4 separate regions of the Homo sapiens genome follow, and regions 1, 3 and 4 are each linked to region 2. A link is a loop called in an ENCODE intact Hi-C map of the cell type or tissue named here. Cell type or tissue: prostate gland. All regions are shown on one strand.

Region 1 (8,000 bases), 200 kb before region 2:
CATCAAAAGCATAACTAAGAGCAAAATATTCTGAATAACATATGGTAAGTAAGAAAACCAAGGAAATGTGGATTTGAGCAATCATTCTTTGAGCCTACAGAACATCAATATTTGCACTCCTCTGGGGAAGGATGTGTGTGTGTTCTGATTTCACAAAATTGTTTAAATGTAACTAACACAGTATTTGTGTCAAGTATTACACATTTTCAAATACAGACAGTATAAGAAAACTCATAACTAATATCAAGTCTTGTGATTTACTCTACCATTCTTTAGAGATGTCATTATTGTATTTTTATACGTGGTCAATAGATTATGCTTAGCATCTCCATAAGCAAAAGTTCTACAATTAGGTTTCTGCTGAATGTAAGCATGTGTTTGGAAATGAAATGCATTTAAACATGGGTACCATCAACATAACCTTTCTGTATCAAGCTGGCCGGCCGTCTGACCATTTACTGCAAACTTTGATACTTTATTGGATTATTATGTGCAAATGATTGAGGGCCAGGATACCGGAAAGATTTTTAGGAGAAGTCAAATCATTCAACAGAAAATAGTCTGAAATGAAAAGAATTTGAAAGTAGCCAGGACAACCAAGAAATACAAACTATCATCATACCCCCATGCCCCACACCCAAAATATCAAATCAAAGGATGAAAAAATTGCTCAGAAAATGAACTTCCTTGATAGCTGTTAATAAAGTACAAATTATACCTTGACATTTTGTCTCAGGAAAAAGACAGTAAGTTTTCTTTTCACTGCAGAAAGCATACTTTCCATTCATCAACAATATGGCTTTCTAAAATATCTCTTCAAGTTATTATGGTCTTTTATGACCAGAACTGATTGTAAAATATGATGTTACAAAAATCAATAATAAAATATTCATATGATCCAAGGTTTTTCCAAATTGAATCTGACTGGGTCATGGAAGTATGCTGATGTCTGGAACGCATGTAATATGCTGCTATATTATTGATGCCTGTCAAATAACGGAAATTGTTACAAATTAATTCATTCCTAACCTAATTAACCCCGTGTGCAATATTATATATATTCCAGACAAGTACTATTTTTCTCTGGCTATAAAATGAGAAAAGACAATATTTTAACTTATCAAATCTCTTTTTAAGCCACTTAGAAACCTCAAAGACTATTGCTTATGTAGAAGTGATACAAAAGAATGCATTACCTCATTTCTTTGAATTATTTTTGATCTAATACAAAATGTTCTCTTTCTAACTTTTTTATTGTAAAAATATTCCATAAAAGTGTCTAGGCTAACTTTTATATATTGAATGGATAGAATATATTAATATAAATATATTGCATTACTTTTTAAAATGTGTACATTTGGGGCAGGAAATGAGGAAGGTTTAACATTTCTTTGATGTTATACTGCAAAAATGATTATTTGTTTTTTACCTACAATATATCATAGGTCTAACTTTTCAGGTCAATATATGGCAAGATACAGCTTATCATGGTATAGATAGAGATTAAGACTGGCCTTAATGGAATCAGGGAGTATGTTGTGAGTTCATTTTATAATATTTTGCTACTTTGCTTTATCCCTCTATTTACACATATCCCTCTCCACCCCCATTTGCCAGTAATGTCATGCTCTTCCTATTGGCAGTGCAGGGCCAGATTTAAACACATCCAGATCTGAAATTTTCCTGTGCTCCAGATCTATCTTGCATCTGCTCCACATCAATAGGAAAAGTCCTGTTGTCTTTCTTCCTGCTAGCTGATAAACCTAGTGAGTTTATCAGTAAACAATAAAAGAAATGACAAACCAAGAGAAAAATCTAATTGTTGAGATGTTTTGAACTATTTTAATCTGATTTTCTATAACCATCATTTGATATCATGTTGCAACATTTTTCCTTTAATTATGGCCAAAAATTTCTATTTGTCTAATTATAGAATAATTTAACGTTTGGTTAAGTAGATTTTAAAAAGGAGGGCAGCCTTGAGTGGCAGTAGGATGGATATGGTACGGTAAGTTGGATCTCAGGGAGCATCAGAGTTTGGACACTTTCTAAGTGATCTTAGAAAGGTTATTCAGCCTCTCTGAACTTATTTTCATATATTTATACTGAGTACAAAAATATCTCCCTCAAAGAGTGGTTGTGAACATTGAAATGACCATTCATAAAGTGTCTGATACAAAGGAGGTACTTACTAAAAGAAAGATTTTGCCATTACACAACAGTTATATTTCACAACTGATACTTCCGTGCAAATCTTAACAATGCCTATTTTCAAAGGCATTGTTTTAACATAAGGTAACTCTCCAGTATGTTAGAAATCTAAGAATTTCATTTTCCATAAGAGAGCATTAAGTATCACCAAAGAGAAAACTGTAGCATATTTAAAAGAGAACTTTTCCTCCTGCTTTCAAAATCTACAACAGTAAAAGAGAAGTGCTTTGTGATTAATCTCCTTTTTAGGGCATAGGAAAAAGGTATATACCCTTTTCTATATATATATATATATATATATATATATATATATTACACACACACACACACACACACACACATATATATACAGTGTATACTCTGAAAGACCTCTGTATTGTACCAGATGTTGTCAAAATGCGTTAGTGAAACGTCATATCTGATAGAAACTAATGCGCAGTGATGCCCCACTGATTGGAATGTCATTGATGCTGTGGCCTGTTGTTTTTGACACCACAGAAGAGGATCAAAGCATCTTTCATGGTGATAAAGCTGGCAATATGGATGGGAAATAGTGCCAGAGAGACTGATTAAGTGTTAACATTCCCACCTGGTGCCATGAAAATAGCACACAACATTTATAATTCAGGGTGATTTTCTCCTCCTGTGCCTACTTTCGTGCCAGCTATAGTATTTGAAACAGCACTGATGAACGCTTTCTTTTTCATATTCTGTCCCAGGCAAGCTGTGGGTTATGGCAACTTATTTTTTGCGTTATTTTTTCAAGGAGTGCCTTTTACATTTATATTAAGTATTTAAAAAGGCATTTCAAGTGGACCTTTTTATGATTCATCCATTCTCCCTGACTCTACATGTGGGTCACCACACTCAGGCTGTCCCTTGACTGATAAGTACCTCAGGGAACAGATTTTTCTTATAATACTTTAGAGATGATTCAGGGGATCCAGGTCCTAACTTTCCATTCTCAAGGAATAATGTCAACTAAATTTGACATTCTGAAATAAGAATAAATCCCTTTTCTGAAACCATGCATCATCTATCACAATTAGACTTACTGGCACCTATAATTTTAGCATTGTTGCTTTTTCTCCATGAAACTAACTGCAAGGCAAATCCAGCATGAGGCCTGAAGAAAAAGAACCCTTTCAGAACTGCTAAGCTGAGATGGTTAAGTGGACAAGATTGCTTTTTTTTTTTTTTTATTAAAAAGGAAATTTCTCTTCACAGATTTCAAGCATCCTAAATCAAAAGGGATAGTGATATTTATTTAGCTTTAGGGAAGATTCTCCTAAAAAATGATTAAATGTGATTTTTAAGCCAAATCAATGGTAACACATTTGTATGAATCGCTATCATCCACAGGACAAAAAGAGCTTTCATTAATCCCTGAAGGTGCCCTGAAGTGTTCATGTTCCCTGAGCTCTGAACTGTAGCACTTACACCACGTCTCATCACATACTATAGTTGATTCAGAAACAAACCGTGCTCCTTAACTGCTGTTCTATTCACCTTCATCTTTGTAGGCATACACTGTCATTATAAGATATTATATTTTAACAAATGGAATAAGTATTTTGCATACACACATTCACACACATTGTATACACACAAACCATATATATAAAAAATATATATGACATATATGTAATATATACAGTCACATACCACATAACAATGTTTCAGTCAATGATGGACAGCGTGCATGACAGTGGACCCATAAGATTATAATGCCATATTTTTACTATACCTTTTCTATGTTTAGATATGTTTAGATACACAATACCAGTGTGTTATTATTTCCTTAACACTAATCAGTGCCATAACATGCTGTACAGATTTGTAGCCTAGGAGCAAAAGGCTACACCATAAAGCCAAAGTATGTGGTAAGCTATACTATCTAGGTTTGTGTAAGTACATTCTATGATATTTGCACAACGACAAAATCACCCAGGGATGCATTTCTTAGAATGTACTCCCGTTGTTAAGTAACGCATAACTGCATATATATTTTTTTCAAATAATTTCCATCAGGGAATAATTTGCTGAGTGTACCCAAATGATGTCATGATGTAACAGGTATTTCTATTACTAATTTGTAAGATTTTAGCCAGGCTTTATGGTCCATTTGAAATCACTGTGTTTAGATTTTGTAGGCTGCCATCTAGGTGCCAGATAGCTGAATGCATCTTATGTTACTGATGAGGTCATCATGAAGCAGCATGCTGAGAACAGCAGGACTGTCACCAGGCTCTGGAAATGAGGCAGTCATGTAAGTGTGTCTTCATTTGTATTCTTTCATAATTTATTTGCATGAGCTTTCACTCTTTATAATCAGGGTGCTTTGGATCTTTGATTAATACAGTATAGATTGCTTTGTATCACATTAGCATTGATTCCCACACTATTAAAGATCTTTGTTTGAAAAAAAAATCTTATTTGCCCCCATGTGATCCTCATAATTTATATAAAAAAGTTAGTCACATACCTCTAACATCACTATGAGAAGAAACAAAACCTAAAATACTGATCAGAAACTTTAGAAAATAGAAAAGTAGCTTTTATATAGGGGCAAACATTAATTTGACCTTGTGCTGATTATTTTATGGTGAAGATAGCAACTAAATTTGACAAAATTTGAAATTTGACTATATGATTTGAGATAGTGAAATTGACCTCTCAAAACATATTTGACTTCTGTGAAAAATTCCATGATAGCAGCTACCTCAAATATAACCAAATGGACAAGGGCATGTTGAGATGCCTAGTCAAATGAAAAGTATTACACAACATTAATTCTTCATGTGTGTGTGTACATACAGCATCAAATTAATATTAAAATTAACTTACTTCTAAGTTATTCCCACTAAAAAAATCAAATTTTAAATTCTTAAAAGAATAGTTTACTTTATAAAAAATATATACCTGCCATGATAACAAGAGAATATTTCTTTTTATTTTACTGCTGACAGTTTTAAACAACAATATGTAGTACTTAGAGGCTGGAATGACAGGTGTAATGGGGAAGTGATAATTTTTGCTTTTATTCACTTTTTGTTACCATTCACTAATATATCTCTTTTCAAATTGTTTAAAAGTCACATGACTACTTTAAAGTAAACATAAGACTGTATATTTGGCTTTATAAAATATATGATATAATACATATGGAAACAACAGCATGGAACCTACAGAGGACATAGACTTATGAAAATTTCCTATATTTAACCAGAAGTAATTTAGTGCCCACTTGAAGTATATTGTAATAAGTTACAGATAAACATTGAAATCACTAGAGAAAATATGAACAGATAATGCAAGAAGGTCAATGGAGGATTGAAAATTACATATTTACTAATCATTTTGTTAAACTAACAGTGTAACAAAAACAAAAGATTAAAGGAAAAACAGAAGAACGAAACATCATTGAGAGAAGCAGAAAACAAATAGCAAATGGCAAACCTAAAGCCAAATGTACTGTTTAAATTAAATGTGAGGGAATGAAACTTTTCAAACATATAGCAGAATTTGTCAGATTAAATTTAAAAATCAAGATCCAATTATATGCTATCTGTAAGAAATGATAGATACTTTAAATTTAGAAACAAAAATAATTTGAAAGTGGAAAGATTAAAGAAGATTACTATGCATATTGTAAAATAAAATAATTGGCATAACTCTATTATTGCACAAAACGGATTCAAGGAAAATAATAATATCTGGGTATATACCCAAAGGAATACAAATAATATTATTATAAAGACACATGCACACATACGTTCACTGCAACACAATTCACAATAGCAAAGACCCGGAATCAACCTAAATGCCCATTAATTACAGACCAGATAAAGAAGATGTGGTACATATATACCAGGGAATATTATGCAGCCATAAAAAATAACAAGATTATGTCCTTTACAGGGACATGGAGGGAACTGGAAGCCATTATCCTCAGCAAACGAACACAGGAACAGAAAACCAAACACCGCATATTCTCACTTATAAGTGGGAGCTGAATGATGAGAAGGTATGGACACATGGTGAGGAACCACACACACTGGGGCCTTCTGGAGCATGGTAGGTGGGAGGAGGGAGGGCATCAGAAAAAATAACTAATGGATATTAGGGTTAATACCTGGGTGATGAAATAATCTGTTCAACAAACTCCCATGATAGAAGTTTACTTATGTAACAAACCTGCACATGTATCCTTGAACTTAAAATAAAAATTGAAAAGAAAAGAAACTATAACGGGTATAATGAAAATATCAATATAATAAGAAAAAATAATACTTATAAATATATCAAGCTAAAAACGGAAAAAACTGAGGCAAAATGCACACAATTTAAAGAAGAAAGATAAGATCAGAAAGGAATAATTAAAACTGTCTTTATTTCATAAACCATGACTGTGTATGTAGAAAATCTTAATAAATCTACAAAAAAAAAAAACCAGAATTGCGTAACTGCGAATGAACTCTCACATTTTAAGCTTTCTCTAAAAAACGTCTTCCCCAACTTCAGAGTTTTCTTGAAATGCATGGAATTAATAAATAAAAATCAAAGACAAACATTATTATAATCTTTAAGTGCACTAAGTCCTTCAGCAATATTGTTTACATTACATTTTGATTATATTATTATCAGAGGTTATAAATATATGTGACCAAAAGTCCTGAAAGAAGTGAAACCAGGAAATACATAGGGAGTAATGTGCTGACCATAGAAAACTGAGGTGCAAAGATTTGATAAACTATATAGGTTCTATACTTCTACCTCTATGTCTTTTATTTGTTATTTAATTTTCTTTAAGGATTTTGTTTTTGTTTTCTGTGCCCCTCTTTTCTCACCTTTTCAACAAAATCATACCTACTTGTGTCATCCTCAAAGCCACTCTTCAATATTCTTGGCCATTTCACATTGGACAACAAATCCCAGGATATTATTCAGACATTAAATACAAAATATTCCAAGTTATATTGCCAGCTCCGAAGTGTTGAAAATACAAGTGTCTGTGCCAAGGAAACATACGCTTGAGGTCAAAGAGTCCCTTGGAAGTTTTAATGATGTAGACACTCAATAAACAATTCCAGAGCTGGCATTTGCTGAAGAAAGACAATCCCTATTCACTAAGCCAGAATAATAAACATGAATTTTAAGAGACAGTTGATGGCTTGGACCATGAATCTTCTAAATCCATTGGGTCCTTTGGCTAGCACTGGAGAGAATGTTAAACTTGAGCATGTCTCAAAATTCTGAAAATATCTTGACTCAATTATGATTATAATTTATTTCTTTCCAGGCTAAGTACATGATATATATGGAAACAAAATGCAGAATTTTAAAATCCTCCTCTGTTACTCAAATCACACCACCACCTTTTGTCCCTATTTTAGGCACCAAAGTTTGCATGGTTTCACTTAGATTGTTGGTTGAAATAGTAAATGTCAAAAGCAAGAACAAAGAAATTGTAATATTCACCAAAAAGTCCATTTCTTCAAAATGTCAGCACTCTTTTATCAAGTTTCATAGTTAGGAGAACAAAGGGAAATGTGTTGACGTTAAATGCTTTCATTTTATATTTCTTCTCTTTGTAATCCATAATCTGAAATGCATTTTATTTAATTTTATAACATAGGGAGGGGCATCATATATGTATACACTTTTTGTCCTTAAAATAATTTCTTAAATAATAACTGCAACCATTTGTAAAATGCTTACTGTTTGCCAGGTATCGCTCCAGCATTTTATTTAATCTTCATTACAGACCTTTATAGCAGTACCACTAT
Region 2 (8,000 bases):
AAAAAAATTCTCCCTGTCTCTCAGGGACTCTGTTCTGGGACTTAAATTGCACCCTCCACTAAAGATTCATATCATATTTTCATAATTTTCATATCTATGTTATAACAATTTTTATATAAGTATTTATTTTAGATTCATTTATCCCATTGAATTTGACATCTTCAAGAGCACAGAGCATTCCACTCCCTAGCAGATATTTTTTTTCAAAATCTAGTGGGTAACTAATCCTCAGATAAGTACTGTTTGGTAAATAAACAGACAATAAATTATTATAATATGAAAGATGAGTCATTATGTAACAGGCAATTAGTTATATATCAACCCTTTTCTTGACTCATTTTAATGATTCTTAAAGTTGTGCCTTTGTCATTACATTTAGAGTTCCAAAGTTTTCACTAATAGGGTTAGGGTAGTAAACCTACTACACACCTGGCCAAACATAAAATAAAACATGCTTAGTTAATTTCCAAAGGATCACCTTTGGAAAGAAAAATTTAAAGGAATATTACTAATTTTATATCTTTTTAGTTTTCTTCCTCTCATTTTATTTTTCTTGTGGGAATATTAAAACATTTAGTATGATTTGGAACATCACTTTGAAAGATAAGAAAAATTTTCTTTATGCAATGTACAAATGTCAAAGAAAATCACTTGTATCTGAAAATATAGAAAAAAACCATTGTTAAGCATGGATTAACTAGTTTAGCCAGATGAAATACATATAATTACACATGGAAATTTCTTTTTCAGAGAACAAGGACAATCAAATCATAATTTAGATCAGAAGTGTCAAGAACACTATAATAAAACCTCTAAGTTTATCTTTTTGAGTTATCGAATGTAAATGAGTATTAAATTATCTATAGTAAACCAGATAGTAAAAGTAAACCAAGAGAAAAATACTATGTCCTTTTATACTGCATCTTTGAAAATATTTCCAATATTTGGCAGTTACTAGATTTGGTGGTGTTTATAGATTTCATAAAAGAGTAACAATCTGACTTAATTCTAGTTCTAGTTTTCTATGATGCTGTCAGTTCTTTTATTCTGTAAAAAAAGCAAAATCTACCATGATCAGCTGTGACTTATTCAAGGGGGAAAGAAATCTCAGTTTGTATATAACTCTAGCCTTTTTGCCACCTTTGAATATTATAGATGATTAGAGGACAATTGGGGAAAATGAACAAGATTAGATAGTGACAAATAAATCAATGGTTGTTTTTGTTTTTTTCACATCACCTGTTTGTAATTCAAAAAAAAATTATGCCATAATGAGGTCAAAAGGTATATATTTATTCATTAAATTTTGCTTACAGTTTGGGAATAGCTCAGTTTTGTAAGAGGACAATACTGTTGGTGATATAACACACCACACAGTGCTGCAAATAGACTTTTCCTGTGAGTGGTGTTTTGCTTACCCAGAGGATTAGTTAGATAATCCACATGGAAGACATTGCAAATTAGCTTCCCAGACTTTCCCTCAGTGTGAAGACTGCCATCAGATGCAATGAAAGAATATATCCCTTTAAAAGCTATACAGTTTTATTAATTGCTAAATTGCGTTTGAAAATCAGGAAATAAATACATGTTAACTGCTAACAAGCTGCTCTGTGTTCCCCTTAGTCAGTCTGAGGTAGATAGGAAATGTTACAATTTCCTGTTGATTGGAAATCAATCAACTTTATCATAGGCAAAAAGTAAAATTTTAAAGTCTTACATGAGGCAGTTTACACTTACTGGACCTTTAGATCTTATTCATCTATTTTTCTTAACTATTAATTGAAAAAACCTATATTAACCTTCTCAAAATGAATGTATTAAAAATCGAGAAGAAACAGTTTTGATATTGACCAACTAAACTTCTCAGTAATAAAATTAACCCACAATTCTCTATTTGCTTAAGTCCCTTTTGAGGCCCTGCTATGTAATCAGTCAAGATGTTTGTCTTAAAAGGGAAGACAGCTCAGTTTGGAGCCTTTAAAGTCAGTTTACATTTGCCTTGATTTGAGAGAGTTCTGAAAACCCAAATATAAATATAAAAAAATCAAATAATAGGAAAATGAGTAACAAATATGAATATAAAAAATCAAATAACAGGAAAATGAGTAATTGACATGAATTCTCTGGAAGTAAGGGGGAAAAAGTTTGTTGCTAATTCTTCACTTTGTTCATGGAAAATATGCCAATAGCTTGAAAGAATGGCTAACTCTTTGGTTAACCACCACATTAGTTTTTTTTTTTTTTTTTTTTTTAATGTTACAGTGAAGACAGCAAGATACTAAAAGCTGCTTTCTGCTTTGGAAGCCTGATGTCATCAATATGCTATTTTTGCTCTTTGCCAGGTTAACAGAATTTATTGCAGCAATTAATGCAAAACATATGTGCTAAAATACCCACATGAAAAATATAATTGCCCCCAACTTAATTTGCTACCTTTCAAAAGCCTGTTTTAGCTACCTTTTCTCAATGGCAGGAGTTAAATAGAATACAAGTGCTTTTATGAAAGAAGAGCTAAATCACTAAAATTTATTTTCTCATCTTAAGCAATTTAAAAATTATATTTTAAACGGGGGGAAATTTCCACAGAGACTAAAGTCTACTTTTTGGACCATGTTCTATTTTCTCCTATTACTGACCTTTAAGATAATTCCAATTGTTAATTCACACTTCATTTTTATTACACATAACCCTAAATAATCACACTCTGGTTATATTGTACAATTTCCTCACTATCTGTATGTATGGAATTCCTGACAAAATCTTCTTTCCAGGGTGATGAAAGGAGTGTTTGAGTGTCAGGAAAGGAACACAGAGGTAAGAACGTGTGAAGAAAAGTCATCACAGATATTTTCATCTACTCTTCTGTCCACAACAAATTCCTTTAACTTAGTTTCTTAGTGGGTCCCCCCCACACGCAGATAATCATAACTTATGAGTGTAACTACAGTTCCAAAGTACCCTCATTTATATGGTTTTCTTCAATTTTTCACTACAAATTTCTGAATGTTTCTAAATTATCCTTGCAAAGTCAGAAGACAAATTAGTACAGTCACTGGGATTAAGGTTGAGAAGCTAGTGCTTTTCCTGACAATGATGCCTCCCTAGTTCATAGTCATTTGTGTCTAGGAGAAAACATATGAGGTTAAAATCAAAAGACAAAGACGAGAGAGGGCTTGGCTTAGTTACCGCTTTATTATGATCCATTTTCTCAGTTTCCTCAGTTGTAACAATGGGAAACATTATGTTACCTATTTTAGGGCTGCTTTAACGATTAAATGAGGTTCAGTAAGTCGTGAATGATAATGTAAGGGAAAAATCTATTTGCCAGCAGAGCACTGAGCAATTATTTTCTCAGTGTTGAACACGGCACTGAGGATATATTAGTCTTGAAGTCTACAGGATTTAACAAAATCATCTTTTATGAAAAAGACTGAAGTTCTAACACAGCCACAGAAACATCAGGATCATCCACCCACCAAGCTATCTCGATAGCACAGCTCCCAAAAACCCTCTCTTGCCCATTCCATGTTTACTCCCAATATTGGAAGAGGAAAAATCCTGTTTTAATAAAATGGTGTCAGTCAAACACGGGCTTTGGGAGAACACAGACAACTTTTGAATATGCACAGGGGAAAAGTTTACTGACATCCCCTCAGCAATTACTAGGGGCCTAAAGGTGGCACTAGCAGGTAGTTTTAAAGAAAATTTTTCTAAAAAAAAAAAAAGATATTCTTCATTTTAGTCTAGCGACACCAAAAGAGTTGAATGCCCAAAAGATGAAGAAATAGTAAAGGGATAGGGTTAGAAATCAGCAAGCTGCACAACAGGGCGTATGAGGCAACTCCTGTGAGTCTCAACCAAGCGCACCCAGTAAGAGATGCTTTCTCAATCCGGCAGCGAACCTTGCAGAATATCTCCTTCCCCTGGCTGTCACCTGGTGAACCCATGAAAATGGATGGAAAAGAGACACGCCACTTCCAGACATCAAACTGAAAAGCCTAGCTGACAGCAATGCGAAAGGCGGCAGGGCGATCGTAGATCCTGAATTAAAGTCTATTCCTCAGGTCAGGACCTGCCAGGCCCGTCCAAGGCGCATGGACTCTCTGGCGTCTTACTGACGCCCAGGTAAGGAGGGTCCAGGTGGCAAGGAGTACGCCGTGCTCTCCCAGTGCCAGCAGATCCGCGGCAGCAGGCAGAGGGCGCACGTTTGCCTCTCGCGCGCTCCAGTCTCCTCCTGGCGCTCGTGTTCGCTTAACTTTGCACCTTCGCTCTCCGCTCGCTACAGAGTCTACACCGTCCGCCCGGGGGCAGAAACCCGGAGCAAAAGAGCATCAGGCTGCGCTCGCCCACCCACCCTACCTCGGGACGGAGGCCGTGGCACCCTGGTCGCGCTCCGGGAACTGACTTGGGCAGCCAGGCGCGGAGAGACTTGTGCACAAAGAACCCACTGGCCTCCAGAGGGCTGAGACTGCGTTACGCGCACCCGGAGATGTTTTTTTATGATCTCATCTTTAATTTGATGCAGAGTGAGCAAGCAGTGAACTGTTGAGAGACACCGTTGTTTTCCCTTTGCACCAACGAGCCTGGACCTAGCGGAGAATAGTTTGTGGTTAAGACACCCTGATGGTGGGTGTGGTGGCAGCAAGGAACACTTGCTCATCTCCCTGTTGCCACATTACTGTCTCTACCCGTACGGCTCTGCTTTGTGCTAAAATTTCGCATGACACACTTTTGTAATTTAATGAATTTGCATTATCAAATGTGGAAAGTGTAAGGCGAAGAAGAAGAAAGGCAGTTATCCCCTCCTGTGGCTACTCCTGTCCATGGCGAGGAATATTCACAACAGTTTGTTTGTACAGTGCTGCCACTTGCTTTCCTCCTCCTTCCTCACCTATTATTCTCACTTCACCATGTTGGTTTGGATTATGTGGATTTTCACCCTTTGCTTTGACTGGAACAGCGGGACATGATTTAGAAAATGAAGGGTTGGGGGATGTTCACACTCAGGGCTTCTAGTTTAATAACATCACTTCAAATTTGAGGCTTTATTTGCTGAATTGATTTTGATTCTGTCCACCCCTCCACATGCATTCGTCCAGACATTCAAAGGGGGAAGCATTTTAGCATTTTTTGGCTGTCACTCTTAAAACTTTCCTGGATGAAATATTTTCTTCTGGGAAAAAATCAAAAGTGTGTAAACTTGAGGAGAAACAAAGAAATGCAGCCCCCCCCCACCTCAACCCCATTTTAAGTGTGCGGGGTTTTTAGGGATTTAATAAAAATTGATTAGCCAGATGTTTTACGTGATAAATGCCTTTCTTTTAAGCAAATGATTTATATATTAACATTGGCTTTAAAACCTTTGCTTTTCTCTACTTCTCCAGTTTTCTAATCAACTTTTTTTATTTTCTTTTCTCCTGCAAAAACTTTTTTCTTTGTAATCGACCACCCTCCCCTCTTTTTTTTTTTTTTTTTTTTTTTTTTTTGTACAAAGGAAGCTGGTAGGAGGCAAACTAAAACTTGCTGACTTTCAGATTTTCCTGGAGAAAACCTCCTGCCAGGTTCCAAGAACTACCTGATACCAAGCAGCTGGGAACAGACTTAATGAAATCAAGCAAGTGGCGCACATGTATCCACACCCCGAACACACTGAGGGATGTCTTCCTAGGTGGATTGATTTGTGACTTGGAAGACTTTGCATTTTATAAATGTCACAATATTGCTTTTACTAATATTTCTAAAGTTGTTACAGAAGAGTTAGCTAAGGTTTCCACATTTCTGAGAAGTAAATTTCTAATCCTGGTTTTCTGTATAACTGGATGAATAATATAATGAATGTTTCACACTACTGGTCAACCCTTTATTTAAAAAATCTGTGGAAAGCTACTTGTGTACTTGGTAAAAGCCCTTTATTGACCTTCCGTGATGATAAAATCCAGATCTCTGAAAACAGAACCCAAAAGGAGACACCTGCATCTGTTCTTCTAAATCTTCTCTCAAACAGGAATTAAAGGAACAAGGTTTATTAAATATTTTAAAGAAAAAATGTGCAGGCTAAAAAATAAAGTTGAGGATCTTGACAGAAAATAACTTGTAAAACTTAATGTTCTTCCAAGAAATACACGTTTCCCCTTATATCTAGTATTTATGCCAAACCGAATCATTGAAAGAATGATTCAAATAAAAAGTAGCCCAGATCACAGATTTTTTTTAGTAAATGTCTATAAAACCTTATCGAGTTTGATGATTTGAGGAAAGTTTTATTAATATTTTCCTGAAGATCTTATGACTTGGAAAATGTAACTTTCAAGAACACTTCTTTTTTTTTTCATTTGTGTTGAAATTAGTAAATCAAATATATTTTGGAAATATATTTTGCCTTTAAAAATCATTTGCAAAAGTAACTATTTGATATTTAAAAATTGCATATATTTTATTTCCGAAAAAAATTTAAATTTCTGAAAGGATTTTAACATTAGAAAGAAATTTATTGTGGAAAAGTATTAAAAATGGTCGGACCCTTAAGGAACACACCAAAGTTTGAATGTTAAATGTAGGCAATACATAAAGAATGTTACTAAATCATTTATTTAATAATAAACTTATTAAGAGCAACGTGAGATTACTAAGTTGTTAATATGACCAACGAGCCAACCATAATTCAATTCAAGAAATGAAAAACTTTACCAAAAACTTCCTAAACCTACTAAAAAATGTTAAAAATAACTCTCTAAGATCTGATTCTGTACAATATTTTGTTTTAAATTTTTGTATTAAAGTGTTTTTCATTATAGCTCCCAATTTCTAGTGTTTCATGGAAAGACAACTTTATATAAAATACAACCATGATCTAACACGTGGCAATGGTGTTTTATTACATGTAGTTCCCCTTTTATAAGTCCAGTCACTTCTGAATTAGAAGTATATCCAACTAACTTTTAACCTTAAAATAGGCAAAGAAAACCCTATCAACTACAGTAACAATAATTTAAAAATATAAAATTAAAAATATTGATAGTTACAGTGAAACTGTTTTGTATTGATAAATCTATTGTTATTACTAGAAGATGTAATATCTAAAAGAGTTTATAATTGCTCATTTATGACAAGGACTGGAATAGTATGATTATGAAACATAAAAATAAAGAGATTGAGGTATCCGAGTGAACCTTTTCACCACTCAAATTATTATTATAGATACTAGTCTTTACAAAGATATAGATTCAGAATGAATTAATTTTGTGATAGATTTTGAGAGGTTACAAAAAGTTTCTTTACGGGACATTCAAAATATTATCGTAGCAATTCAGATTGTCAGTAAAAGCTTAAACAAATTTGCTGATAATCCTGTTAATGACCTAGGTCAAGTGTTAACTGTTGTGGGTTATAAAATAGTGAAAATAAGGTTTCTCCTACCTTCAGGCAAATAGCACAGTTAACCATGGAGGCGGGGTGGGGGGGGGATGTAGGGGTGAGCTATTAGGAGAGCTATTAAATTACAAAAATGTATAATGCATTCAATTATTTAGTCTAGCATGATGAAATGCTATGAAAAGCAAATGTAAACCCTCTTCCAAACCAAAAAAACTTATAAAGATGATATGATAGCTTAGTTCTCTATTAATGTTTTAATCACAGTGTGTTCTTATTTGAGGAAAAGTGTTTATATATGAAAAGTGATGCCAATTTATTGTAATTTTTAAAAATGAAAAAATTGATTATTTATTTTCTCCAACATTTGCCTACTACTCAAAGGGAAGCTTATAATATTCATATGCAAGTTTTACTTTTAAGTTTTAAACAATTGCATAGTTTCCTCTAGTATTTAGAATATTTATATTTAGGGAAATGCATTTCATAGAAATAGTGTCTTAGCTACTAAAAAAAGTCTTTAAAAAAGTAGTATATAAATATGAATATTTAATTTTATTCAGTTTTATTTTGGATACTCTATTTTCAATATAAAGAGCTTTCTAGGTAAATGTTAATCCAATTTATGA
Region 3 (8,000 bases), 98 kb before region 2:
TGGTTACATTGCATCTTGAAAGTTGAAAACACAGAAGCTTTTATAGTATCTGAATAGTTAGAGTAAAAAGGATAAGTTTGAAGTGAAGATGAATGTTCTTTACAAAAGCCATAAATTATATAACATGTATGCTTTAACAGAAGTTGTTTAACAAAGTGGCACGCAGCAAATCAGAGCTAAGGAAGGTCATCCATATAAAACACCTTAAGTTAAAGAAAAGGAATTTCAAGACTTTCTTTAGGGTCCAACCAGCCTTGACAGTAAATTATGATGGCAGATTCACGAGCTAGCTGACAAGATAATATTCATTAAGATGATAGGAGAACTATAATTTTTACATATTCACAATAACCAATATCCCACCCTTCACAGAAAAAAGAAGTTTAGATATGTCTTTTTCTTGGACAATTTCAATCACTTTACAGGTAAGTTTACATTTAATAGATATTTAGTGAGTTGTCTACAAAGCAATGTTCTATCTTCCTTTGGACAGAAAACTGAAAATGAAATGATGGAAACAACCCCTTTCAAGTAAAATGAGAGCTACTTTTTTTCTGCAACCAAAATTATTTTCTGATGCCTCAGATGCTCATAGTGAATACTGTCCTGGGAAGATTAACCCATACATTACCATAGTCTCTCAAACAAATAAACTGCTTAATGGACACATTATTTATGTTTCCCAAAGATTATACACTTGGCATATAGATATTACCTAAATTACTATTTGCACATTTGAAACACTAGACCAGTCAAAGCATCTAAAAGCCCAAAGAACTTAGTGTAAGAATAATAATTTAATGAAAAGAACTTGATACTATAAAGCAGATACCCCACAGCCATTTGATAAGGAATGCCTGTGAGTTAAATTAGAGCTTTAGAAGTATACTTTAATAATGACCTATAAAATCATCTTTTAGGTTGGGATTAAGTAGAGTGAAATGCCTATTTAAAGAGAAAATGTGTTTTAAGATTTTTTCCCTCTGAACAGAATTGGTGAGATTATATTACTAAAGTTAACCCACATAAGGTAAAACAGTTCATATTTTACTAAAACACTGTAAGTCTTATTTAATTGTAATCCTGCGTAAGAATGTTACTAACATTTATGGAACTTCTTGTGATTTTTAAGGCCTGTTATAGTGGTTCATTGCTGATCATTTAACTTATTCATTACGAGGTATTCAAATGCTTAGATATGAATTTGCTCTACTCCCTAAATTTAACCACAGACATATTTCTCCTAAACATGTTTGCAATTACATTGTGTCTGAGTGTTCAAAATAATCTGATTTGCAGTATATACAGAACAAAGAATTCACATTTCTATTTTCCTAAACTTGCAAATCCATGGTTTAAATTTATATTGTTTTTATAGAGACTCAAAAATGAGCTACAATATTTAAGAAGTCACAAACCAAATATATTCCCTTGCTTTCTCTCACTTTTCATATTAAAAAATAAGTTTTTACTTTAACTACTTTTTAGATAGTGCACTCACATAATTTGATCACAGATTTCCAGTAATATCACATAATAATAATTCGTGTAAGCACATTTGACATATACTTCAAACAACTTATACTGCTTCTCCACTGCCTTTATAGTATTTGGGCCATTCTTAAGTATACATAATAACTACCTAAAGCAAAGTAAATAGATAAGTTAGCTCTATCCAGAGTCAGGTGAAATGTTTCAACAGATATATTTTTCTTTTTCTTAGTTGCTTACTTATTTTTGATTCACATGATTCTTTCAAGGCAAGGGCATTATTTATTGGTATATCCTTTCCAACTAACTAAACTCGTCTTTTATAGAAGGAATGTTAGGACACAAACACAATATGAACAAAACCTAGGCTTAACATTTTTGAGATGTAGCATTTTAATTTTATTTTTGCATTGCAGTTGTTTGCTTATTTCCTAAATCATGCTTTCTTAAATCAAACCAGTTAAAACCTAAAAGTCTTTCTGAATATACAATATAAAAATGTGCATTTATAAACTCAAGGCACTTTGGAAAAATCAGTGGGAAGATTCATACTATGAAAAAAAAGAGACTGAGTCCAATACCAGATGGGAAAAATCAAGCGTGACTGCTGTTTGGAAGAAAAATAACACTTAACAATAAGATAATGGAGGAAATATCACCCATGGTTTAATAGACTAGAGGTTTAATTGAACAAAAAAAATGTCTCTTTAGAAAAGCACAATCCTTTTGGATCCTTGTTTGGAAGAAGGTGGGCAATCAATGAATAAATAATGAATACACAAATATATACATTCATTAAATACATGTTTTATCTCTTAAAATATGTCTAAGGTCTAAGGTAAGCTGTTGAATGGGTGATTTCATCATATCTAAATGTTCTAAAATGTATTGAAACAAGAAAACAAGGAAGGTAACACATTTCAGGGATTCTGATGACTGAAAATAATGACGTTCAAATACCTTGTGTCTAGTGCTGTATATTGTGCAGTGGACTAAGCAATACATCCACTGGCCATTTTGAAGCCCATCCCTTTTGTGGATGAAGAAACTAAGGCTCAAAATGTTTAGCCACAAAATTAATAAGCTGCATTCCTAGGACTCCTAAGCCCAAGCCCTCAAACACTTGTTAGTGACAAGAGCTTTTGGCTAAATAGAACAATTAAATGCAAACTGTAATTTGAAGACAAGTGCAGAAATTTTTTTGGCATTAGGCTCATGTACATAAATTGATGAGAAGACATAGAATCTTGTATAAATCAGAGGCTTGATAGCTATTATAAAGCTATAATGTATCTGTTTAATTTGTTATATTAAAGTTATTTATCTTATTACTTATCAGTGCCATACTTTTTATTTAAATAAATTCATTGGTTGGAAAAACAATGGATGTATAACTGCTAAAGGCAAAGAGGAAATAGACAGCTGTCATTTTAACCTCAGAGAAAGGAAATTTTTCATAACCGAAGGTAAGAATCTCGATAATTATAGGGTAGTCTTTACGAGGTGAGCCAATGCTTTAAGCACTAGATCAGTAAATTTAAGGGACAAAAATGCCACATTTATTTCAGCATCTACAAAAATTGTTTAGACGGTTGCTTTATTACAGGTATTAATCTAGAAACAATTGATTATTTTAAAGCAGAAAGATAATATGCATCATAAATTCATAAAAGAAAAAAGTATGATCTTTGGTACCGTAAAAATATTTGTTATTCCTTTACTTCATCATCTATTCGTTATTCTAACGAGAAGTCAGATGAATCTATTATTGCCTGGCTGCAACTGTATGTGACCTAATAATCAAATATGTTTATTTCAAATTAGATAAAATTAACATCTTTATTTGCAATGCATTCTGAAAGGCGTAGTGGAATCAAAGATAAATAATGTAAAGTCTATTCTCTTCAGGACCTCTATTCTAAGAATGGATAGTTGGTATAGAAATATAGAAATCTCACAGTAATTACACATCCTATAGGTATCTACTTGAGAACCTACTCAATTAGATTCTGCTATGTTCTAAGCAAGATGTTTCTAAGAAAAGACATTTCTGGTGTCTCCCCTTAAGGAACTTCCAGGCAAAAAACAACTAGAAAGGAATGCTTCTGAGTTCATTCACACTCATGAGCACCTTGCAGTTCCAGAGGGTGCCTTCTGATTGTGCACACAGACTTAGTAGGTGTGAAGAATATACTAAGGTTTTCAATTTTCTCTAGCGCCTCTGTCAGAGCAAGCAGAGTCTTAAAATTATCCTGTTATTGAAACTTTGGCAGCTGTTTTAAGAGTTTCTGAATTAACAGAGAAATGAGTGGAGAGTAAGAACTGGTATCCTAAGTCAGAAGTAAAACAAATATAATTTTGGATAGTCATCAAAAAGTCTAGGTGTCTTCATACATCACATCAAACACACTTTTCTATTTAGCTGCTAATGTAAAAGAAGAAGGAATAAAGTTAGCATTCCACAATGAATGTGCAGAGATAAAGCACAGAGCAACAAATTCTTCAGTGACATTAATAAGGTATTTGGTACACTAAGTCTAAACAAAGTTTATATGAGAAGGAATATTTATAGTAACCTTCTGCTATCTGGCTCAAATGTAATTAACTGACTATATAAAAAGCCATTAGCGTCCTCATCTCTCCCCTCCAAACTAAACCAAAACAGATAACATAATTCATTAGGCTGGATTAAAAAGAACAAAAAAAAAAAATCATGATGTTTCCTTGGTATTAATACAAAATTTTCCCACACTTCCAATCTTAAAAAGAGAAAACCAGTAAGAAGAGTTATGCTGGGATCTAAAAAATATGAAATATCCAAATGAAAAAATCAAGTAAAATATTGTCAATGCTTGAAAGTGAATGCCAGATGACTCAGTTTTAGTATGTCACTTTATAATTTTAATTTTTCAGTGTTACCCTTTTAAAAGGAGGTTTATGAACATCCTCCCCAAAAAAACAACCCCACCTGCCATTTGACCATGCTGTCAAAATCCAGCAAGTCTGCCCAGATCCCAGAAACATGGTCCAAATAAATTTTAAGTTATATACATGGTAAATTAAAGAAAATATATTACAGTATCCTTCTCTTTCATCAAATATGAGAGATAATGTATTTAAATAAAAGTCATATTTTAAAATATATTAGATAAATTCCTAGTAAACGGTATGACACATATTTTCTTACCTTCCTTACTAATTTTTATACCACTCCTTATCAGTTTAAGCTTGCATAGTTATTTTTATATGCATTTCTATTTCACCAAATTTATTGTAATAAGTACTCTTTACCTTCCTGGTGCTTCTTGGAGTTTGTTTGGCATGCGATTCTTAAATCGTTCTTTAGTCGCCAATATTTCTTTCTACCCTCCTTTATTTTCTCTCTCTAAACAGTCATTGAAAGAGAAAAATTTACCATTTACTATTCTTAGCTTTCTTTTTTCCTATCCTACCTAGCCAAAAGAAAGAGGAGGAGGAGGAGAAGGAGAAGAAGAAGAAGAAGAAGAAGAAGAAGAAGAAGAAGAAGAAGAAGAAGAAGAAGAAGAAGAAGAAGAAGAAGAAGGAGAAGAAGAAGAAGAAAAAGAAGAAGAGGAAGAGGAAGAGGGGGAGGGGGAGGAGAGAGAGGAGGAGGAGGAGGAAGAGGAAGAGGAAGAGGAATTTATTCTGTGAACCATGTCTACAGTCAAAAGCAAAATATTATGTTCTGTCCAGATTTAAAGAGGACAATTTATATGCAAAGTAGTCTCATTTATTCCACTTGCATTTGAGAAAAGTGACTGATTATGCGATCAGGAGTAGAACACCAGACTTGACAGAGTGTAACAGCAAGCAAGGGCATTAAAATGGACAAAATTTCAAGGACAATATACTTAACTTCTCCTATATATTTATTTATTTAAAATTTGAGTAACAATTTTAGTGTGTTCTTAAGCATAAAACCTTGCCTAATGCTAAGTAAATTTTGGGATTAAGTGAAATTATGATATGATATAGCACAGCTGATATACATAATTTTATATAAAATGATATTTTAATTGATTCCACTTAAAATATAAAGCGATTTTAATAAATATTAATTTGATTAAAGAGTTCTAGTTCTGTGATATTATATTAATATCAAATATGCATTCAAGCCTAACGGATGATACAAATAATTTTTGAGCACTAAAACGAGCCAAATCATGGTGCAAAAGACACTTAAAAATCATGCCTGTATACATTAAACACTGAAGCATCAGCTCTGGATTTTTAAATCAAATAATCTTCTAAAAGCACTAATCTCTTGTAAGTAAACATGTATTTGATACCCAGATGTCAGTGAAGAAAAGACTGTACTTTATAGCAATGAAGTAAATATTGCTATGAGATAGATGAGCACCAGCATAAATAACCACCACAGTATCTAATTCTGTTAGAATTAGGTTAGCTGAGTGCTAAAGATTTCTCAACTTTCTACATAAAAGAGATAGAATGTTTTTCTTCCAGGTGGTCTAGAATTAGATTACCTTAGTTATTAAACAGCAGAAAAACTTAAATATAGCATGTATAACACCTATTACAGGGTGCAGGCCAGCACTGTATAATCAAATACATTAATATTTCTACAGCAAAGCATGAATTACCACATCAAATGGAATTAATTTTAGTCCATAAATAGACTATGGTCAGTTTGAGGCATGTTTTCCTGCCAAGTGAGTTGAGACTGAGTGCATTTCATTTAATGACACTATGATAAACTCATAGGTGAGAAATATTGCTCAAAGAAAAATAGAGAAGGCTCTTACCTTGGCACATAAAACCTCTTTCTTCATAGCCAGCATTGCAGGAACACTTGCCAATGGGTACAAGCCATTCGCCTTCTGTACTGCAGTACATCCTTGGAGGATCTTCCTCCTTAGAATTGTTGACACAAGACCCTCTAACCTCCACCAGGGACTGGGAGTCCATGGGTACCGTGTCTGGAAACATAGCCAGATTCTTCACTGTAAATGGGCACTTTTTGAAGTATACTCTCACAGACACCAAGGCAACACAAGCACCAACATCTTGAAATGCCAAATAAAATCCCTTCTTGTTGACAGGACCTACTTCTCTAATCTCAGTGTTGAGCTTCAGAATACGGTCCCCAAGATCCATTTGAGTGAAACTTTCATCAGCTGCAATGGTGTCAATCTTTGTAAACTGATGCTCTCGAAATTTCACCCCATGATCATCATCAGACTCCATGTAGTACAGGTTGAATGTCTCCTTGCAAGTTCCTAAAACCAATGGAATGCTATTGCAGTCTCGTAGAGTGAACTTGAGCTCCACATAAATCTTCTGAGCTGAGTTCCTGGGGACCCAGTTTGTTCTCAGCCAATTGTTTTGACTGTGGTCCATGACATTGCACACCTGGTAAGTCCTGATGGGTGTGTAATGTTCATCCACACCACTGATCTCTTCCCACTGAAGAATCAAAGAGAAACAGAGAGTGAGGCAGAATTAATGATAATAACGAATACAACATAAGGGTGTCAGAGCCATCTCTATATAATAAATCATCATTTACTCATTAAAAACATTCTTGTTTGTAGTTTTTATTTGCAAGGTTCTCTGAGTTAATGGACATAAAGTAATTTATAATTTTGATGAACACATTTCAATTGCGTTACAGTTTGTTGAATATTCAGGAAAAAGACACTTAGCAGTTAATAGAGCCTAATCAAACATTCCAGGATCAAAACCTCAAATCAGTTGTCTCCAATGACACTATAATATTATTTTCTCATATGTTTTTGGGTGTTTTTCTCAGTTTAAAAAAGAAAAAATTAATAATACTGCCTAAAATTCATGCTTATTAATCTTTTCCCAATTTGTGCCAGGTTTTTGGTAAAATTGATATAAGGTAAAATAAAGTGAATATAAATGATATTTTTACTATGTATCATCATGCATGACATTTTTTAATGTACTGTCATTTCAATGGACATGTGTTGCAGAACTATGAAAAAAAAATTTGAAGTAAAAATAGAAATGTTCCTCACCCCACAGCTTCCCGCCAAATATAAAACCAAGTTATGTGTGAAAAACAGAAGACATGGCAAACATTCGATTCTTAAAGCCTTTTGCACCCACATTGGATCTTTTCTTAGTCAAGAAATAGATAGATATTTGGGGTTTTGTTGTTATAGCAGTTAAGGTTATCTTAGAACAACTTTTATCACTGTAAAAACCTTTAAAAGCATTCAGACTTTTGAGAACAGTGAAGCACTATTTTCTGTGATCCTTAGGACAAATTTTGAGAAGCTTTTAACTTAGCATCGTAAGTGTGTGTTACTTATGATCCTAAAACTATTAGACCAGTTGTTTCTGTTATCTCTGTGTCCATACTTTCCTCTTATGCCCCATTTTGCTTACTTCTTGCAGGAAACTACATCTTTTGTCATGCCATTCTTGAATGTAAAGTTTTCTAGGGATCTCTGTTACTTACGCAAAAACTTTCTAACTCTTGAATTTCACATTTGTGTTCC
Region 4 (8,000 bases), 900 kb after region 2:
GAAGGCTTCTATGAGTTTCAAAGAAGTACATTCACAGACTTTATTTTTCTGATTATTAAAAGTGAAATATCAAGACTTTTCTGATCAGAAGGTCATCTGTTATGATGATTTTGCACTACATTTTTGGGCACACAAATGTTGAGGACACTCCCCTGGGGTGGCTTCTTGAAGAGTTTCAGATTCTGGGATTCGCAATCCCATCTTGATGGCTTCTTCCTCTCACAGTCCACTAAATACTCAGGATCTTACCCTTCATTTTCTTAGACTAGCAGGTGTCCTTAAGCATTGCAAGGGAGGAGCACTGCAGGTGAAAAAAAAAAAGCAGCCCTATTTTTTTCTCCTTTTCTCCTGCTCCTCTAACTAAGTCCTGAATTTTATTTTTTTCGAGGCAAACACCAGTTAACTTTCTACATTCAAGGAGTCTGAACCTCCCTTTCCTGTGAGTAAGGCATTGATGAACTTTAAGAGCAGCCTAACTGCCTAGGTAGCTCCATAGAAAGCATGCATGTCATCATTCTCTAGAATATGTATGCAAGATGGAAGTATATTTATGCAGGCCACCAGGTCTGTCTGGGAAGGGATTCAGGGACATCTGTTCCCTTAGTGCCCAGAATAAAAGCAGTGGTTTTTGTTTTTGTTTTTGTTTTTGTTTTTGTTTTTGTTTTGAGACGGAGTCTTGCTCTGTCACCCAGGCTGGAGTGCAGTGGCGCGATCTCAGCTCACTGCAAGCTCCGCCTCCTGGGTTCGAGCGATTCTCCTGCCTCAGCCTCCTGAGTAGCTGGGATTACAGGCACGTGCCACCATGCCCCCGCTAATTTTTGTATTTTCAGTAGAGACGGGGTTTCACTTTAAGGAGTGTGGAGTGAGCTGCTCTGTGAAGAAGAGGAAGGAAGGAAGGAAGGAAGGAAGGAAGGAAGGAAGGAAGGAAGGAAGGAAGGAAGGAAGGAAGGGAGGGAGGGAGGGAGGGAGGGAGGGAGGGAGGGGCTCATGGATAAGATTCTGGCATTAAGAGACAGGAGAAGCAATAATCAGATGCACTATCCTAAGCAGGGGAGGGGGCTTAAGGAGGATGACTGAGTAGAGTGAAATGGGAAGAATTATTTTAAGACCTTTGTTCTTCCAACAAAGAATTTGCAGTCACCAGCTCCAACAGGGAGGGACTGGTGATACTTAGAGTGCTGGAAATGTTTCTGGAGGAAGCCTCAGGAAGTCACAGAAAGCAAAGGAAACTGCAGTAACTACATACTGTAAACAAGGAGCAAAGTAGCCATGCCATGACAATATGATGAGCAGACGACACCTGTAAAAGCCATATGGCAGATTTCTTCTCTGTAGCCCACTCCACTGTGGAAAGATTTTATTTTAATCAAGGATGTAAATTATAAGTACTCATCATGGGACACAGGTGGTGTGAGACAATAGGCCTTGGAGTGCTGTATTTCTCTTTTTATTAACTTGTGTGTGTATAGTATTCATTCTAAGCAGAGCCTTATATTGAAGCATTATACCCAGTTGTGTGAAAGTAGAGAAGTTAGAAAGTGAGGGAAGTGTCTGTTTCCTGGAAGAGAGGCCATTCCAGGTTTCTGAGGAAGAATTGACATGTAACATGTTTTATCCTCCAAAGAAATAACTCACAGGGCTTTCCTGTCAATGGCTTTTTTTTTTTTTGGCCATAAAAACTAGTAGAAATTCAACATAATCAGAAAGGAGGCTGGGCACAGTGGCTCACATCTGTAATCCTAGAACTTCAAGAGGCTGATGCGGGTGGATCACCTGAGGTCAGGAGTTTGAGACCAACCTGGCCAACGTGGCAAAATCCTGTCTCTATTAAAAGTTCAAAAATTAAATAATTAGCAGGGCATGGTGGTGGCACCCATAATCCCAGCTACTTGGGAGAGTGAGGCAGGAGAATCGCTTGAACCTGGGGGGTGGAGGTTTCAGTGAGCCAAGATGGCGCCAATTCACTCCAGCCTGGGTGACAGAGCAAAACTCTGTCACACACACAAAAAAAAAAAGAAAAGAAAAAGAAAACTAACCTGAAAGAATAAAAGAAATGCTGATGTAACTTTGTGATATGAGGAACTTGAATATTTGTGACAATGAAAGGAAACTAGAGCTCTTCTGGAATTTGTTAAGCAAGATGGGTAATATAATCTAATGAATGAAAAGGGTAACAACTGATGTTCTCACCAGGCTTGCCAAGAGACAATGTGACTGCTTTAAAGAAAGTAAGATTGGGCCAGGCACAGTGGCTCACGCCTGTAATCCCAGCACTTTGGGAGGCCGAGGCGGGAGGATCACGAAGTCAGGGGTTCAAGACCACCCTGGCCAAGATGATGAAACCCTGTCTCTACTAAAAATACAAAAATTAGCTGAGCATGGTGGCAGTCACCCGTACTCCCAGCTACTCAGGAGGCTGCAGCAGGAGAATCACTTGAACCTGGGAGGTGGAGGTTACAATGAGCTGAGACTGCACCACTGCACTCCAGCCTGGGTGACAGAGCGAGACTCCATCTCAAAAAAAAGAAAGTAAGACTAATGATGACTTTAAACAAGGGAATATTTTACATTTTTGTTGGAGTGCTTTGTCCTGCAAGTAAGTGAAATCACAACCCCAAGTAGCCTAAATATAAGGGTATGTGCTTCTCCCCACCCTCACCCCTCACAACCTCATTTGAGGACCACAGCAGGGTTGGTCAAATCAAGGGCATGATGATGTCATCAAAAATCCAGTTTCTGACCGAGCGCAGTGGCTCACACCCATAATCCCAGCACTTTGGGTGGCCAAAATGGGCGGATCACTTGAGCCCAGACGTTTGAGACCAGCCTAGGCAACATAGCAAGACCCTCATATCTACTTAAAATTAAAAAAAGAAATCCAGGTTCTTTCCTTGGCTTTTCCCATTGGCTAAAAATGAACCCTGTAGTTCTGGGGGTTACATGTATGGTATTAACATTCAGAGTCAGAAAAGGGAAGACTCATTCATTCACTGCTTTTTATGACTAAAGAGCTGTTTCCCAGGAACCCCCTGTAGCAATCTGAATCTAATCAGGAGATAGAAATCACACAGTAGGTTAAATATAGAAAGTTTAAAATAAAAATTATTAGCTATAATAAAAGTGACTTTAAGACATGGACAATCTGAGGAATCCAGGCCTTGTTGGAAAAGGTGTGCTTCAGCCACTGGATAGCAAGAAAGTTAGCTAGTTTAGCCAGACCTGCACTGATCTAGAGTTGCTAGGCAAACAGGCAGCCCCAACCCCACCCCCACCCACCCAGTGGAGGGCAAAGACCTTCAGCAGCCCCAACCCCACCCCCACCCACCCAGTGGAGGGCAAAGACCTTCAGAGCTTGTGGGCTGGTGGGAATGGGCTTGCACAGGGGGCTACCCCTTGGGTCCCAGGCAGCTGCATGCAGACCAGCCAGCTCATCTCCAGGCCAAGACGACAAGGTCACAGAGAAATCGTGTTCTGAACCTGTGGCTCAGGCAGGTTCCACTCCAAGTACCCACAACCACACAGTCGCTCCTCAGCTCAGGCTGCAATTGCATGAAGCCTCTGCCTCCTACGATGTTTCTCCAGCGCCCTCTACTGAGAATGCTTAGTGTCATACTTACTTTAAAGAGAAAATCTTAAAGGAATTCTGTTATTGATCATAGAGCATGTATCGAAGGATGCATTCAGAGCTGAGGCAATAAATTAAGAGCTGACACATCCCCAGATGACTTTTCCTTCTATCTCATTGGCCAGAACACATGACATGCACATGCTTAAACCAATAACTGGGTGAACTGAATCACCATTACTTAAGACACATCCCCCAGGGCTGAAAAGGAGGAGCTCTCTTTCAGAAGCACATGGCCCACGATGACATTCAGGGCTCTGTCCTTAGGAGGAAGCCTGAGAACGACACGGGTCCACAGCTGAGAGTGTGTGCCACCATGCACCTTCTGTTCGAATGGTTTTGGATACCACAGTCAGAAAATGAATGGCAGAAACCCAGAGGCCATTGTATCCTAAAAATAAGAAAATGATGCCTGAAGCATCACTATAGCAAAAGTATCTGAAAACAGATGATACCTGAAAATAGAACCTTACAATACTTAAGTAACTGAGGTTAGTCAGAAGACTATGTAACATTTTCATGCTGTGAAAATTATCACTGTCTGGAAACTAAAGTTTTCTTATAAGAAGCAAGAATATTAATCTGCTTCATTTGAAAATAGAGTAGGAGAAAAATTCAAGTACCCATCAATAAAAATGTCTAATCCTCACTTACAGAAGCCTTCAGAAACTATTTTGTCCGCTAACTAGGATCACCATCCTAGTCCCTTGTTACAACCTGACTTTTCCTTTTATTATTTACTAATCTCCCTCTTCTTTTGCACCTCTACGCTTACTCCCCCAGCACAGACGCCTATATGCCTGTCTTTTATGGCCTCATCTTCCCCTTCTTTGTCCTGCTTCCTCCACATGATAAATTCACATGTGCCTACATACACATATACAATGATACTTTCTTTCCTATTCAAAGGGAGTTACAGCAAAGATATGCTTGATGGTGAGAGTGTTGCTGATCACACCTGCTTTATCCAAAATGTAATCTAATGAACGTATTAGTCCATTCTCACGCTGATAATAAAGACATACCACAGACTTGGTAATTTCTAGAGAAAAGAGGTTTAATTGACTCACAGTTCAGCATGGCTGGGGAAATCTCAGGAAACTTACAATCATGGCGGAAGGGGAAGAAAACACGTCCTTCTTCACATGGTAACAGCAAGGAGAAGTGCAGAACAAAAGGAGGGAAAACCCCTTATAAAACCATCAGATCTCAGGAGAACTCACTCATTATCACAAGAACAGTATGAGGGTAACCACCCCCATGATTCAATTACCTCCTACTGGGTCCCTCCCATGACACGTGAGGATTATGGGAACCAGAATTCACGATGAGATTGGGTTGGGGACACCACCAAATCATATCAATAAATGTGTAGAAAAAGAGACATTTTATTCTTTATACAATTCCATTTTTAAGATATTTTTATTTCACATACTATCCTTTCACTAGGATAAAGTCAATTTGACATAAAAAATACTGCAAGTTGCTTTTCCTGCTATGGAATTATCTCTTGCCACCTCTATCAGTAGTCACCTTTAACACATAATGCTTCTCCAGATGGGAATAATCCATTTAGAGAAAGTTACAAGAATTCACCACTGAGAGTCATATTTCTGGGTAACACATAACAAAGCTTTGGTAGCAGTCCAGTGTCATTTCCTTGAAGGTTGATGTGGGATAATGTTGCTGAGGAGTATTTGAAAGCTGCCAAGAACTTCCTGAAGAACAGTATAGTGCCTGTATTTCAGTGATTATGCCACTTTGGGAGAAAGGGGAGGTTGTACTTATCACAAATTTGACTGTGAATATTGAGTTGTATGTATGTAAGACTGCGAAGCTTAACAATTAAATTGTATTTGGACGTGTGACCTAACATTCAGGCCTTATGTAGCATAGCCAAAATGTATAGGAAGCTCTAAGTAAAATGAGACTAAAAGATTTTACGTTGGAGGAGATTTTATGTTGGAGACTAAAAGATTTTATGTTGGAGCATATCTTAAATACATTTTGGAACTGACTTAGGCTCAGTTGATCAATCATTTCAGCACAGGAGGGAGTACAGATAAGACCTGGGCTGAGATACAAAAGAGGAAGCTTCTTTGACTTCGTCTTTCTGAGCAACCATCTCCTTTTCCTTAACCTATCACTGTTACACTTAGCCTGGGAAGTGCCCCCAGTTCCAAAGTTTTCCTTCACTTTCCTTCAATCTTGCTACTCAAGGACTTCCATCAACTATACTTTTTCTCATCCAGATGCTGAGAAAAAAGGACTCAAACAACATGCATGTGTTGGGGAAGGAGCGGGTGCTAGGACTGTCATCTAGCAAGACCAGAAGCTGCGGAGCCCAAGTACCTGGATTCAAATCCCTGTTTGATCAGGCATTAGCTGTACAACTTTGACAATATTATTTAACTTCTTAGTTCTTCCATTTATTCTTCTGTAAAATCTGGATTAAAATAATACCTTCCTGGTATGGTTGTTCTTAGGTTAAATGATTTGATACACATCAAGCCTTTAGAATAATTCTTGGAACAAAGTAAGTATAGATCAAGTCAATATCAAACGTTTTGCAAAATTTGGGTATATAGAAGTTGCTTTAAAAATACAGAAACTTTCAATAATTTGAGTGTAAATAATTTAAGAATATAAAAATTTTCACCAATTTTGACTAGTAGGACAAATGACCAATTAAATGATTGGAATGCTGAATTACACATTCATCTTAAGAAAATTTCATTTTATATATATGTCCAATTTAAGCATGTGCTCCATTTAATAAATCAAATAAATTGAATTTTTGTGAATCATACTATTAAATTAAATAAATATTTGTTGAACAGCTACTATGTGTAAGGTTTTTCCAGTTATTTATCATTGTGGAAAAAACCCTCCTCAACATTTAATGACATAAAACAACAACTATTTTATTATGTTCATCATACTGTAGATCAGGAATTTGAGCAGAGCACAGTGGTAATGATTTTTCTCTGCTCCATAATAATGGATGTTTCAGCAGAGTCAAGATGGTTGGTATAGCTCAACTGGGGCCATATGTCTGGAGCCTCATTTGGCCTGGTGAGCTGAGTTTGTCAGTTCTTCACATCACTTCTGCTGAGGCTGCGATCACAATGACTTCTCCATTCAAGACCTGTTGCCTGCACTAGGATGGCTGGAACAGATGGAGCTATCCAGGTACCTCTCTCTATGTAGCCTCTTCATGTGTCTAGCCCAGGCTTCCTCAGAACATAATCTCAGTTCTCAGACTTTTTACATGGTGGTTCATGGCTCCAAGAGCAAAAACTCCAAGAAGTCCAGGTGGATGCTGCAAAGTTTTTAATGACTTATCCTCTGAAGCCAAGAAACATCATTTTGCCACATTCTATTGGTCAGCAAGTCACTAAGGCCAGCCCAAAATCTAGGGGAGGATAACTAAAAGAATTCTTCTCAAAGGGAGAAAAAGCAAATAATTTGGGTCCTTTAATGTACTTCTAAAATCATTGACTATATATTCCTTCTGAGGTACTGCCCTTGAGAGTCAAGTTTCTCGAAAGAATTGTTTACACAGGCTGTCTCCACTCACTTCTTAATGGCCTTTAATCTGGCTTTAGCTCTTATTATTCCATTAAAACTATTCTTGCAAAGCCACTAATGACCTCCACATTAGCAAATATAATGAAAAATGTTCAGTATCCTTTTTCTTAATTCCTTCAGAGTTTTCGACACAGTTAAACACTTTTTAAAAATACTCTCAGACCAGGCGCAGTGGCTCACACCTGTAATCCCACCTGACGCCCACCTGAGGTCAGGAGTTTGAGACCAGCTTGGGCAACATGGTGAAACCCTGTCTCTACTAAAAATACAAAAATTAGGTGGGGGTTGCAGTGAGCCAAGATAGCGCCACTGCACTCCAGCGATGGAGTGACACTCCTTCTAAAAAAAAAAAAAAAAAAGAACTCCCTCTCTTAGGGCTTTTTGACAACATACTCCAATTCCCTGGTCTCTCTGGCTGTTTCTTTTGGTTTTCTTTACTTCCTTGCTTTCTTCTACCTGTGTGCCTCTTCCTCATCACCACCACCATCTATTATTATCATCTCCTGCACAGTGCCTGGTACATAGTTGATGCTCAATAAGTATTTAGTGATTGAACAAATGAATGATGAAAGCTTAACATTGCTTTAGAGAAAGGTGATATATTTCTATGTGATGTTCTATATTTTATAAACATACATGCTAGATATATTTTAAAAGATAAGCTAGTAGTAAATGAAAGAACTAAGGAAAAATTATTACTTTTATATTAAACTAAATATTTTCCTTGCCTCAATGCCTATTATTTTTTAATGTGAAATCTCCATTATTTCTCCACAACTCCAGT

What was found. A loop is a pair of places that touch in the nucleus more often than their neighbours do. Peaks named below come from ENCODE experiments on the same cell type or tissue, not always from the same donor. Only the 100,000 strongest peaks of a DNase experiment are listed, where the experiment ranks them.
Region 1: a loop joins it to region 2, with 3 times the contacts of the local background. A loop is called at or near these places in 2 of 110 quality-filtered maps.
Region 3: it touches region 2 in a loop (4-fold over the local background); 3 of 110 quality-filtered maps call a loop at or near these places.
Region 4: it touches region 2 in a loop (4-fold over the local background); 42 of 110 quality-filtered maps call a loop at or near these places.

Annotation. Positions count from the first base shown.
Region 1 is chr3:89,311,030-89,319,029 of GRCh38, reverse strand. The region is part of intron 3 of EPHA3 (EPH receptor A3); the gene reads right to left. Among named protein-coding and RNA genes, the nearest start is that of EPHA3, 210 kb to the right of the region's middle. In prostate gland, no CTCF peak of the experiment used is centred here; no DNase peak of the experiment used is centred here.
Region 2 is chr3:89,110,972-89,118,971 of GRCh38, reverse strand. All of the region lies in intron 1 of EPHA3 (EPH receptor A3), which reads right to left. Among named protein-coding and RNA genes, the nearest start is that of EPHA3, 7.4 kb to the right of the region's middle. RefSeq lists a silencer at 4,179-4,288. In prostate gland, a CTCF peak has its summit at 4,192; a DNase peak (open chromatin) is centred at 4,201; H3K4me3 peaks cover 999 bases; H3K27ac peaks cover 4,389 bases.
Region 3 is chr3:89,208,796-89,216,795 of GRCh38, reverse strand. It overlaps EPHA3 (EPH receptor A3), which reads right to left. Exons shown (of 17, transcript NM_005233.6): 3 at 6,276-6,936. Among named protein-coding and RNA genes, the nearest start is that of EPHA3, 110 kb to the right of the region's middle. In prostate gland, no CTCF peak of the experiment used is centred here; no DNase peak of the experiment used is centred here.
Region 4 is chr3:88,215,033-88,223,032 of GRCh38, reverse strand. No RefSeq gene overlaps it. Among named protein-coding and RNA genes, the nearest start is that of C3orf38, 69 kb to the right of the region's middle. RefSeq lists an enhancer at 3,500-3,669. In prostate gland, a CTCF peak has its summit at 3,567 (motif pointing left); no DNase peak of the experiment used is centred here.